Linked DNA regions of Homo sapiens: region 1 is linked to region 2. The links are chromatin contacts, found by Hi-C or POLR2A ChIA-PET in ENCODE. All regions are on one chromosome and are shown on one strand. Each heading gives the region's core, a stretch centred on a gene start or an enhancer-like site at or near the end of the contact. The rest is flanking DNA. Distances are from core to core; before and after follow the strand shown. Region 1 overlaps BIRC6 (baculoviral IAP repeat containing 6). Region 2 overlaps BIRC6 (baculoviral IAP repeat containing 6).

Evidence for each region. Hi-C counts contacts between places; a loop is a spot of excess contacts on that map. ChIA-PET counts read pairs that join two places held with the same protein, here RNA polymerase II (POLR2A). Pooled maps may share reads with other maps.
Region 1: a map of naive thymus-derived CD4-positive, alpha-beta T cell shows a loop between it and region 2 (1.9-fold over the local background). The contact joins two enhancer-like sites. A Hi-C loop is called at or near these places in 3 of 168 maps with a recorded cell type or tissue (CD4-positive, alpha-beta memory T cell and naive thymus-derived CD4-positive, alpha-beta T cell) and 10 of 50 pooled maps. POLR2A ChIA-PET finds 5 or more read pairs at or near these places in 7 of 52 experiments (AG04450, CD8-positive, alpha-beta memory T cell, OCI-LY7 and 4 more).

Annotation. Positions count from the first base shown.
Region 1 is chr2:32,554,725-32,560,899 of GRCh38, forward strand. The region is part of intron 65 of BIRC6 (baculoviral IAP repeat containing 6); the gene reads left to right. BIRC6-AS2 (BIRC6 antisense RNA 2) reads right to left here. Exons shown (of 2, transcript NR_125793.1): 2 at 2,796-3,148. Among named protein-coding and RNA genes, the nearest start is that of BIRC6-AS2, 17 kb to the right of the region's middle. Within about 2 kb of position 4,632, at least 2 of the 41 ENCODE cell types and tissues checked have a DNase peak (open chromatin) inside an H3K27ac peak, as active enhancers do.
Region 2 is chr2:32,588,493-32,594,325 of GRCh38, forward strand. It overlaps BIRC6 (baculoviral IAP repeat containing 6), which reads left to right. Exons shown (of 74, transcript NM_016252.4): 67 at 5,423-5,568. Among named protein-coding and RNA genes, the nearest start is that of BIRC6-AS2, 17 kb to the left of the region's middle. Within about 2 kb of position 3,724, at least 4 of the 41 ENCODE cell types and tissues checked have a DNase peak (open chromatin) inside an H3K27ac peak, as active enhancers do.

The DNA.
Region 1 (6,175 bases), core at 3,382-5,881, 33 kb before region 2:
TATTTTGTATGTTTAAAGCTCTTTTTTTTTTACTTTATGTTACCTTTGGATATGTTTCTTTAAGAGTAGGTATTTAATTTCATAAGTATACTGTTTGAGAATAAGGTTAATTCTGTTGTCACGACAAATATCTTAATTTAAATATGACCATATTTATTAAATTTGAATTACTTAGTAGTTACATCAAAGTAAATGTGCAGTTGGAAACCTAGCCATCTTGCTAGGTCTCAGGGCTCTCCAAATTAAAAAGGACATAGAAATTGTATTAGTGCTCTTACAGGAAAAGATAAGGTTTGATACCAATAGAAAATACATAATTTTTATTATTTATAAAAATACTTTATTTTGTTGATATACACTGCCTGAGAAACAAATAATGAAAAATTGTCGAGCTGTCGTAACATGATACTTAACTGTATATCCTTATTTATAGTTTTCATGGTAATAGTTCATATGAAACTGTCAAATTATGCCATTTCTTTGTACTGTTTTAATAAAGAGTCTGGGAGCTGTGGTGGTGGTTCATGCCTGTAATCCCTTTGGGAGGCCAAGATGAGAGGATTGCTTATGCCCACGAGTTTGAGATCAGCCTTGGCAACACAGTGAGACTTCATCTCTATTAAAAACTAAAATAGGCCGGGTGAAGTGGCTCAAGCCTATAATCCCAGCACTTTGGGAGGCCGACCCGGGCAGATCATGAGGTCGGGACATCGAGCCCAGCCTGACCAACACGGTGAAACCCCGTCTCTACTAAAAATACAAAAATAGCCGGGTGTGGTGGCGCATGCCTGTAATCCCAGCTACTCAGGAGGCTGAGGCAGGAGAATCGCTTGAAACCCCAGAGGCCGAGGTTGCAGTGAGCCACAACACTCCAGCCTGGGCGACAGAGCAAGACTCCATCTCAAAAAAATAAAAAAATAAAAATAAAATAATCTATCAGATTATTCTACTAATTAGAGTAGCAGGCCAGGTGTGGTGGCTCACATCTGCAATCCCAGCACTTTGGGAGGCTGAAGCGTGAGGATCACCAGCCTGGGCAACTTAGACCCTGTCTCTACAAAAGAACAAAAAATCAACACTCGCCTGTAGTCCCAACTACTCGGGAAGTGGGATCCCAGGAGGGCGAGGCTGCAGTGAGCCGTGATCATACCACTACACTCCAGCCTGGGTGTCAGAGTAGACCCTATCTCAAAAAAAAAAAAAAAAAAAGGTAGAGTAACCTGCCACTTTATTTTTAGCCCAAAGTATATTTTAATAGTATTTTAATATGGCTCTAGTTTTTGTGACAGTTAGCTGAGCAGTACCAATAAAAATTAAAACACTTGCCTATGTTTAATGTATTTATTTCTATATATGGTCACTAGCAAGGCATGTTGATAGCGACTCAGAGTATCTATAACGTAAGTGCTTATCAACAAATGTTAATTCCTTTTATTTAGAGTTTTCATTTTTGTCAAGGGCATCCAATGTGGAAATGACTTTGGTATAGAATATATGACTCTGTGTTAAATAATTATGACTGGTAAGTTTTATAAGGGGAGGACAGGTTGCTTAAATTAAAATTTAGATGGGTTTTGAATTGCTTTGATTTGTACAGATTTGTAAAGTTAAAGTATTAGTTCACATCTCAGACACTTCAGGGATACCATTCTTGACTACCCAGCGTAGTCCTTTCTCTCCTATGAGCTGCTCACGTACCTAATCCTTATATTGTCACCTTTCACACTGTAGTCCAGCTATTAAGAAAAGCTTAATCAGATTTCCACATAACTACCTACCAGATTAGCCATAACTCTCCATTTCTTCTATGAAACATCCCAGTTAAGAGTGAGCTGTGTTTGTTTCCAGATTTGTTTATGCCAGTTGTATTTCCGCTATATAATTGTTTTGCAAACTAGATGTTTTTATGGTAAATCATGAAATGCTTTAAAAAAGTCCTACAGGCCAGGCTCGGTGGCTCAAGCCTGTAATCCCAGCTCTTTGAGAGGCCGAGGTGGGTGGATCACCTGAGGTCAGGAGTTCGAGCCCGGCCTGGCCAACATAGCAAAACTAAAAATACAAAAATTAGCCGGGTGTGGTGGACGGGCACCTGTAGTCCCAGCTACTTGGGAGGTTGAGGCACAAGAATTGCTTGAAGCCGGGAGGCAGAGGTTGCAGTGAGTCAAGAACGAGCCACTGCATTCCAACCTAAGTGACAGAGCAAGACTCCATCTCAAAAAACAAAAAGAAAGAAAGAGTTACTCCAGTTTACTTAGAGAATATATTAAAATGTTAACAATGGTAGTTTTATTTTGTATTACCCACATTTATCAGAGAAATAATGTCAATATTTTATTGAAACAAGAAAGTTTCTTTTCTATGTAGTCTTTATTTTTCTATGTGGCCTTATCTTTACAACTGCTTAACTACCAAAAGTCACGCTAAGGCTCATTTCTTTGGAGTTACTAAAATATAATTTCCAAAGACAGTTTTTAAAATATTCAGTGTTCATTAATGCTAACTAAAACTTCATTTTTCTAAACATTTTCATAGTCTTCTTTCCTATACTGACTAAATTTCCCTTTCCTGTATTCAGTAGATTACTAGAGGCTTAAGGAAAACACAAACCTAAATGCAGTTTTATTTTAATTAATGTGTATTTTATATGTACTCTTAGAAAAATGGTTGTAGCATTTTTGCTGTTGTGTCTTGTATACGTTACTAAATCTTGTATGTTTTGGAGTAGTCCATCTTCAGTGTCCATATTCATTGCTTTGTCCTGTTTTTTTCCTCTGTGTAAAGTTAAAATTTACCTGTTTGCTTTGTTATAATTTTATTCCTCAAACTGGAAGCATCATATAGTAATTGCTCTTAGAGCAAGGGAGTTACCCTGGGATGTATGTCTTAATATTCTGGAGGTGTGCTTTTAAAGGATAGTTTCTAAATCTTTCTTGTTAGAGCCAGGTTTTGCCCTGAATGCAGTCCCTTGAACGAGACCTTCAGAGTGTGGTATGGATGTAGACCAAAACAATCACTAAGAGGTTAAGTACTGTTCCAGCTATACCTAACATAGTCAAGATAGATTCTTCTTTTTCTTCTCTTCTTGCTTCTTAACATCTTCTGCTGTAGTGATGACAGAAGTACCAGTTTTCCCAGAAAATGTCTTCATCTAGAGAAAAAGAGAATGATTGTGAAGCAAATTGCTAGAAAATGTATTTATTACAAATACTAGTACATACTAGAAAATTGCTAGAAAATACTAGTAAATACTAGAAAATTGCTAGAAAAGAAATACTAGCTAGTAAATACTAGAAAATGTATTTACTAGCAGAGAGCTAGTAAATGTATTTATTATACATGTTGCATTTCTTGCGTAGTTTTTCAGTGTGCAGTCCTACTTTAGTCTGTTAACGTGTTGGAAAATGATAGTAAATGAGTGTATTTTAATAGAATTTAAAATCTGTTGTTTTTAACATTTGGGCTGAAGAGCCGAAAATATAATGAAAATGTAGAAGTTAGATTCTGCCATTTACGTATTCTGTATTTACTTAGATACTTAAAAATTTTTACGTATCTAACTAGGCTGATGTATTTAATGTGAACTGCAATTTATATACAAAAAACTACACATACTTAGTGTATACAATTCGGTAAGTTTAGAACATCAACTCCTTTTTAAAGCAACTCTTTTGGGGAGCAGTTGAGCAGAATAGGGATTTAAATAATTTTTTCCTTTGAAGATTAGAGGATCATTGTGTCATTAATTTTATAATCTAGTATTGAAATTAATTCCATTTTACTAATATTTTGAAAAAGCAATTAATAGCAGAGTTTATCTCTTAATAAAAGATTTATTTCCACAGATTAAACACATCACATATTTAAGCTTAAAATAATGGAGTTACTAAATGTCAGAGTTTTAAAATAATTAAAAGAGAAGTGCTGCTTACCCTACATTGCATCAGGAGTAAAGTGTTATCAGATATGTTGCTTTAGTCCACAATAGTGATGAATGAACCTTTTCTCTTCACGGAGGGCTTGTGAACAAAAGCTGAACAAGCTTCATATCAAAGATGGCAAATGTTTTCAGTATATCCTGAAGGGATGTATCTTCGCTGTTAGTAATCTGTGGTAAATTTCACTGTAACTATTTGATGTAAATTGCTAGCCTCTGCAAGTAAGTCACACTGTAAATAGGCTCTATTTTTTAGTTTTTTTAGGTTTTTTATATGCTGAATCACATATTTCCTCCAAAATGCTAATGTTTATGGTTATTTCTTTTGAATTTTCTGTCTGATGAACCTTTACACTGTTCTTTTTCTTTTCAGCTGTTTGAAGATACTTTTCCCCATTGAAATGTTTTAGTTCCAAATGCAGAAAGTGATTTTATTCCTCTCCCTACTACCAGTTACTACTATAAAAATGAAAAAAATTGTTTATTGGCATAAGTTTTGTAATGTCACACACCCGCATCTGTAGCTGTTGATGACAATTCCAAGATAGTCTTCAAGCTATGCATAAATCAGCAAACAGGCCCTTTTGAGGATTGGAAGGATAGTGACTTCACTTGCCTGGTTGTAAGCTGTAACACTGATTAAACATGCATTTGGTGCTTGCTGAGTAAAGGAGCTGCAAGCTGCACTTGGAGACATGGTGTTGCATAACAGCGTGTTGTGCCTCTGTTCTTTGTCAGGCAGGCGCACATTGAATCCTGTAATAACAATGAAGTATGTGTAAAGGAGCTAAATTTGAAGACATCTAAGGGTTTTCTGATGAAGCTCTTCATGGCAAAAATAGAATGAAAGAATTCAAGATTGAAGTAGTTTTTATGTTGTTTTGTGCTTTAACAGGCAGGTTTTTATTAAGGGTTTATTATCTTTATCCATTCTTGTTGCTTGCTGACCACCGGTACACATTAATTTACAATAAAAGCACATGTCTTAAAAGGAGAGCATAAATCAGCTCTACATTAGTTTTCCAAGTTCTCCTCTTGGTTGGGGGGGTCTTCAAAATCTTTAAAAAAAAAAAAAAAATAAGGCCGGCACAGTGGCTCACACCTGTAATCCCAGCACTTTGGGAGGCCAAGGCCGGTGGATCACCTGAGTTCAAGGGTTTGCCTGGCCAACATGGTGAAACCCTGTCTCTACTGAAAATACAAAAAAATTAGCCAGGTGTAGTGGCGGGTGCCTGTTATCCCAGCTGCTTGGAAGGCTGAGGCAGGAGAATTGCCTGAACCCGGGAGGCGGAGGTTGCAGTGAGCCGAGATCACGCCACTGCACTCCAGCCTGGGCAACAGGGTGAGACTTCATCTCAAAAAAATAATGACAACAATAATAATAAATCCGATATAAATAACACATGTCAGGTTCCAGACATAGGCATAGATTGTCATATGCATTAATATAGAATTTGACTTAAAGAAAAGCATACTTACGTAACTAATGGTTGTCAAGAAAAATACAGAAATACAAAAAACTTGATATTTTTAGTTTAAAATGAAGAAATTTGATATCTTGAGATATTTTTTAAAGTACAGTAATGAAATTTAAAGTTCTTTTTAAAATTTTAAAGATTTTTGTAAAATAAACACACAATTTTATCTCTCACATTTTTTGGACTATTCCCAGTCTCGTGTGCCAGTGCTTATTATTACCTTGTTTTGCTAGCTTTTGCCTTCATACTCCTTGATATGAAGAGAATATCTTCTTCTATTTCCATAATGTAAGATTCCCAGTTGGCCTCTCCTAATGCTAACTCAATAGAGTAAAATATATACCAGTTAAATAAGAGGGAATAGCATGTTTCATTTATTTCAGAGGAGCTGTGTTGTTTTCTCTATGCCCTTTTGTTTACATGTGAATATAATGTAACTATATATTTTTTCTTTTTTCTTCTTCAGTCATAGTCTTCTCTGCCACCCGGGCTGGAGTGCAGTGGTGTGCTCATAGGGCACTGCAGCCTTCAATTCTTAGGCTCAAACATCCTCCTGATTAGCTGGGACTACAGGCACCTGCCACCATGCCCAGCTAAGTTTTAAAATTTTTTGTAGAAATAGGTTCTCATTATGTTGCCCAGGCTAGTTTCAAAACTCCTGGCCTTAAGCAATCCTCTTGTCTCAGCCTCCTGAGTCACTGGGATTGCATACATAAGCCACTGTGCCCGACTTTTTTTTTTTTATGCAACATCTCGTGCTTTA
Region 2 (5,833 bases), core at 2,474-4,973:
AAGAAGCCCCCTGCTCCCACACACACAGTATTATTTTCCATTTCCTGCATTTTATTGTGGTTTAATGTACCCTATATTTCTAATATCTTTAGCTCCTTTGTCAAGAAGAGATGGTTAAAGGATTTATGCAGCAGTACTTGATATTTAAAGAGTAAGCAAAAACACTCCCCATTTATGAGTATTGTTCAACATTTTATTTTAGACTGTTAGAAAAGACAGAACTTGAAAGTAACTCTCAGTTACCTCCACTAATAAAGGGATTTCTGGCGTGGATAACATAATACTTTAAATCTGTACATACATATTGTTTTTACTTGAATTTAAATATTATTATCTATTGTGAAAATTCATTCTGTTACCCACAAAATAGTCACTCTGTGAAGATGGGACCCTTTAGCATTTACAAGTTAGTTCTGGTGAAATTTATCTCCTGCTGGTCATTCCAGCTGGTATTATCTTAAGATGAAATTAAAATATAGCCATAGTAGTTTTACTTTTGAATAAATATGGTATTTCATAGCTTCCTTCAAGCAGGAACAAAGCCTTTTTTTTATATCTGATCTTTTGTGCAGACTTTTTCTGCTGTACTCCAATAAGCAAAAATCGTATTTAGTGTAGTTGGTATTTGATGGTTTCACCAAAAATTTGAGAGAGAAACTTATTGTGAATAAAAAAATCTTATTTGCTGCCAGGGCATGACACAAATGACTCTATGTTCAGTGTAAAGTGTTCTGGATATTTAACTTCTCTTTGAACAGCATTGAAGCAAGCATCTTTTATTGCCGTTTTTCCTAGCTATCTCAAAGTTTCTTCCTAATGGAAAGTTGTTCATCATAGTTTTAAATAACTGAAGTCACTTGTACAAGTACCCCACTTCCTTTTTATATACCTAAGCAATGGGAGATCACTTGATTTACATCTTTCAAGGCATATTTTCTACCAGACTCTTTTATTTTAACCCCCATAAGCTGGATCTTCTAGCACTTTAGTTAAAAAAAATTTCAGTTCCAGCCCTCCTACTTTGATTTCTGTTGAAAAACACTCTTTTACCTCTGCTTCTTATACCTAAAAATGAAAAAGTCCTGATTTCTTAGCCAGATAGCATTTGTTATACCCATATATTTCTTTAAACATTCCTGTTTTTGATGGTGGTAAACAAGTTCAGTTGTTTGTCAGTCTTTTTTCACACAGATAGGCAAATATTTATTTTAACATCTCTTCTTTGACTGGCTCAGTTGGGTTGTCCCCTGGTAAACTGCTGAAACATATTATTTGTGGCAACTCTATTTAACAGTAGCATGCAGTACCTTCCGTATGTCTGGTGATGTTTAATTTGGCCTAAAAATTAGTATATTTGTGTCTAGTATAGAAATCAAGGTTTTATTTTTAAAGGCTTCTTATAACTATTTTAAGTATTCCCTTCTTTCATGCTCACTTATGCTACCAAAATATTTTTCTTTCAACATTCATTTAAATCATTCAAAATTAAACTGGTACTTCCACTTAGAGATTAAGTAAAAACAAAAGGGGATCATAGAGTTAAAAACTAAGCTTTAAATTAATCACAGAAAACATTTATAGTACGGAGATCTTCGCCCGTTTACTGGTGCATTTCAAGAATTATTTTTGTGCATCCTGGAGATACTAGAAGCAGTTTCCCACAGTAATATTTTTATTTACTCTTTCAGTTTACCTCTAATCTAAACTATAATTACTGTCAAAGAGCTTTAGAACTGAGGAGCACAGTGTGATCAGTGCTTTTTGGTAAATGTAGAAGTTTCATTCTCTTATAGTTTTAGAATCTTCTTCTGCAGTGCTAATTCTTAATAGTTGTGAATCTACATTTCAGCATGTAGTCTCCAGATAACTTCTTCAAATGGCTCTCCTTTTTTAAATGTTTATTGCAACTTTGCAGTATGTTTAGCTTAGATTTAGGAGTGCAAAGGGTTAAAGGGGTCTTGTTTTATCAAGGAAATAGCTGTATTAAGCTGTTTTCAGTTTTTGGATTATAAAATACCATAATTCTGACATGGTGTATTTAGTCTTACTAATACTCAACTTTATTTGGGCGGTAGATACTGGTAGAGGCAGTTCAATATAATTGAATGTTGAGGTATGGGTTTGCTTTTTTGTTTTGTTTTCAGGAGAAAGATTTGCCCATTTTGCTCACATCCTACTTCAGATATGTGTCACAGAGCCAAAATTTGTTTAACTAATTAGCTATTTAGTTGGAATTCACAGCATAGTGGAAAATGTTTGCAGATAATTCTGTGCAATAGTGGAAACTTCAGTTGCTTCCTCGTATTTCTTCAGGGCAGTGATCACAACCAGATTCAACGTATGCACAAAGCAGCGGATACCATGGTAGCGGCCGTCGCTGATTGCTTTTACCATGTTGGATCCATTGTCAGTCTCAAAGACCTACTTCCAGCTAGGTGCCTTGAACTCAAATAGCTTTTCACACAGACTTCAGGATGTGAGCTAAGGTATGGCCTTTTTTCATGAGCTGGGCCTACATATGGGTTGACAGTAACCTGCAACTTTTATAGAAAAGAGACTACTGGCTATAGTTTAATGTCAGACAATGACTAGTTAGAATCATTGATAGGCAGGTAGTGTGTGTTCTTCATATATTCAAAGTATTCTCACCATTTAGAGATTTTCTTTTTTTCGGTGTGTTTTTGTCAGACTATTCAAGTAAAGATTTCTCATTAGAACCTGGTCAAAGGTCTAATATATATCTGCTTTATGATTCAACCATTGTCTTCAATATGAAATATATATCATTTCTTTCACACATTTGATGTAAAGAATTTTTTTAAACTTCTGAGGATTCTTGCACAATTATTTTTCTTTTACTTTTTCTTAATTATGGTAAAAAAATAAAATTTATCATCCTAACCTTGTGTACTATTTTAATAATCTCTTACTAATCTTCTTTTTAAAAGTGGATTTAGGAAATTGGCATGAATAGAGCTTGAGATTTAGAATCAGTAGTTCCAAGGGTAATCTACACACTGGGGTGGTAAATACAATAAAGACCTAAACTGGATTGATGCAGTTCATGCTCCATGCTAAAGATTCTTGTTTCATCAAAGAGAAAATAACCTTTCTGGAAAAAGAGCTTCACTTTCATATCTTCCTTCTCTGCAAGATATGTTTCTTTAAGTGAAATCTTTATTGAGAGTACAGTGGGTTAACTCATTGATTATAGGCTTAGGAAACTATATTTTATTATGGCTGTAATCATAACTGCTTTCTGAAACAAGTTACTGTTGTTTTCTTATTCAGTGGCCCTGTTACTTAATAATTTGTCAAGACCTGGTAATAGAGAATCATTTACAACTGGGGAGTAAGAGTCTTTGTAAATTCAAAGTGGGTACTGTCAAGCAGCTTATGCACTTCTCTTCATTCTCAGTGTTTGACACTGATTGTTATTAGCTATTGACAAATGCAGAAGTTGGTAATCTGTTTGAGTTACTCTACCAGAATCATGTCTTTATTAAGAAGTGACTCACTGTTAAACTACAGTCTCACCTTAATTTCATAGCTGTAAAAGACACAGTATAGTAGTTGACTCGAGCAGTAAAATTCTCTGATATTTCAGTCTTCAGACGTACACTATACTCTCCTTATATATGCAAAAACATATATTCAGATACATGTACATAGACGACAGTTGATGACTGAAATGGTGTACAGTATAACATCTGCCAAGTCATTTCCTGAGTGGTAAAGGAAAGTGGCCATGTGTTCTCTGACTTCTTATAACTCAGGGAAGATAAGAAGAGAGCACAGGAAAAAAGGCAGCCATTCAGTGACATATTATACCTCTTCAGTTAAGTCAGGTGACATAAGTTTTTACCTTCTAGTTAAAGATATCTGTAGAAACTAGTTTTTGTTTACACATTGTAGGAACCAAATTCAAAACACATGCATGATACTATTTTCATTTATTCTTCCTACCCACTTGAGTGGCTTCTGAGTTTACTGTTTATCTACCTTGAGTTAAGGATTGAATAGCTTCTGAGCAGATTTTTGTTTTTGTGACAAGGAAAGGTTCATTTGTATGTAGATGACATAGTATTATTTGTTAAGGATTCTTTTTTTTTTTTTCTGGGAGATGGGGTTTCACTCTTGTTGCCCAGGCTGGAGTGTAATGACGTGATCTCGGCTCACTGCAACCTCCGCCTCCCAGGTTCAAGTGATTCTCCTGCCTCAGCCTCCCCAGTAGCTGGGATTACAGGCATGCGCCACCATGTCCAGCTAATTTTGCATTTTTAGTAGAGATGGGGTTTCTCCATGTTGTTCAGGGTGGTCTCGAACTCCCAACCTCAGGTGTTCCACCCGCCTCAGCCTCCCAAAGTGCTGGGATTACAGGCATGAGCCACCATGCCCAGCCTATTTGTTAAGGATTCTTCTACTGTCTGTTACTCTTTTTATAGTTCTCTAAGGCTCCATGACCACTTTGCGAGATAGTATTTTAATGTAATGACCAAGTCCCTTTTTAGGTAGGTATACAACTAAAAAAATAAGTGATGTATAGTTTAGATCATACCTTAGCATAAATATTTTAAACACTTTTATTTATATACGATTTTAGTTTGTTTCAAATGATCTATTTAAAGAATTATAAAGATGTAGATTTTTGAAATTCTAAGCAGTAGTGTAAAGATGTTTGTGATGTCAATAATGTGCTGAGAGTTGGAATAGAGAAAAGGAAATAATGTTTAGTTGTGTTTTCAGTGACTCTTGTATTAAACTACTAGTACATTTATCTAGAAAATTTAAATAAAAATGTAATGTCCTATATACTTAAACCTTGCTGTAATACATCCTATTGTGATAACAATGTGAAATGAAATTGGGTACATTTTAGATCCTGATAGGAAATAACAGAATAATATCTTTAAAATGAATATGCCCTAAAACTTAGTGTCTCATTAAAAGATCCAATGTATAGAAACACATTGTATTAAGACACCCAGTAATGAACCTACATTTTACTCTAAAATATGTTTTTTTTTCTTGGAAATTTAATTCTGAGTGAAATACAAATAGTATTAAAATTTAAAAACTGCTTGTGGTCCTTTAATTCTCAAATATTTTAGGTGTAGAAGTGATTTCTGTCTCTGAATATTTATAATTATGTGTGTTTTTAAAAGTGTGTCTCTGAGGACATCAGGTATCTGGATCTTTTACAGTATGACATTTATATAATGTCTGTCTCTTCTCTGATTTTATATTAGAAGGGAAAACCTACCCATAACTTTACTAGCCAGTGGCTTCAAAAGCAAGTTAATATAGATCATGTGTGTGACAAATGAAATGCACACACTCATTTGTATATTGATTTATGGAGGTGTTTTAGTCCTAAAATCTTAATTTTCCTTGCTTTTCTTTCCATATTAAAAAAATTCAGATCTAAAAGGGAAAATGTTAAAACAGGAGTAAAACCAGATGCGTCTGATCAAGAACCAGAAGGACTTACTCTTTTGGTACCAGACATCCAAAAGACTGCTGAGATAGTTTATGCAGCCACCACCAGTTTGCGGCAAGCAAATCAGGGTACAAAACTTTTCCTATTATGCCACTTTTCATTTGATGTAAAGATGTTTCATTTACTTACTGAAACCTGCCTTTGTGTTTTTGCTTTATGTTAATGATTTTAAAGCAAGTTCATTTACCTAAAAATTTTGTTCTCTGTTAGATTTTGTTCTTTATCTGATTTCAATCATGTATAGTCTAATTTTTAAACATTTCTACTATATATGATTGCTAAATTTAGTAGGCTGAGAACATACATTATAAATATTTCTTCCCCCTGAAATTC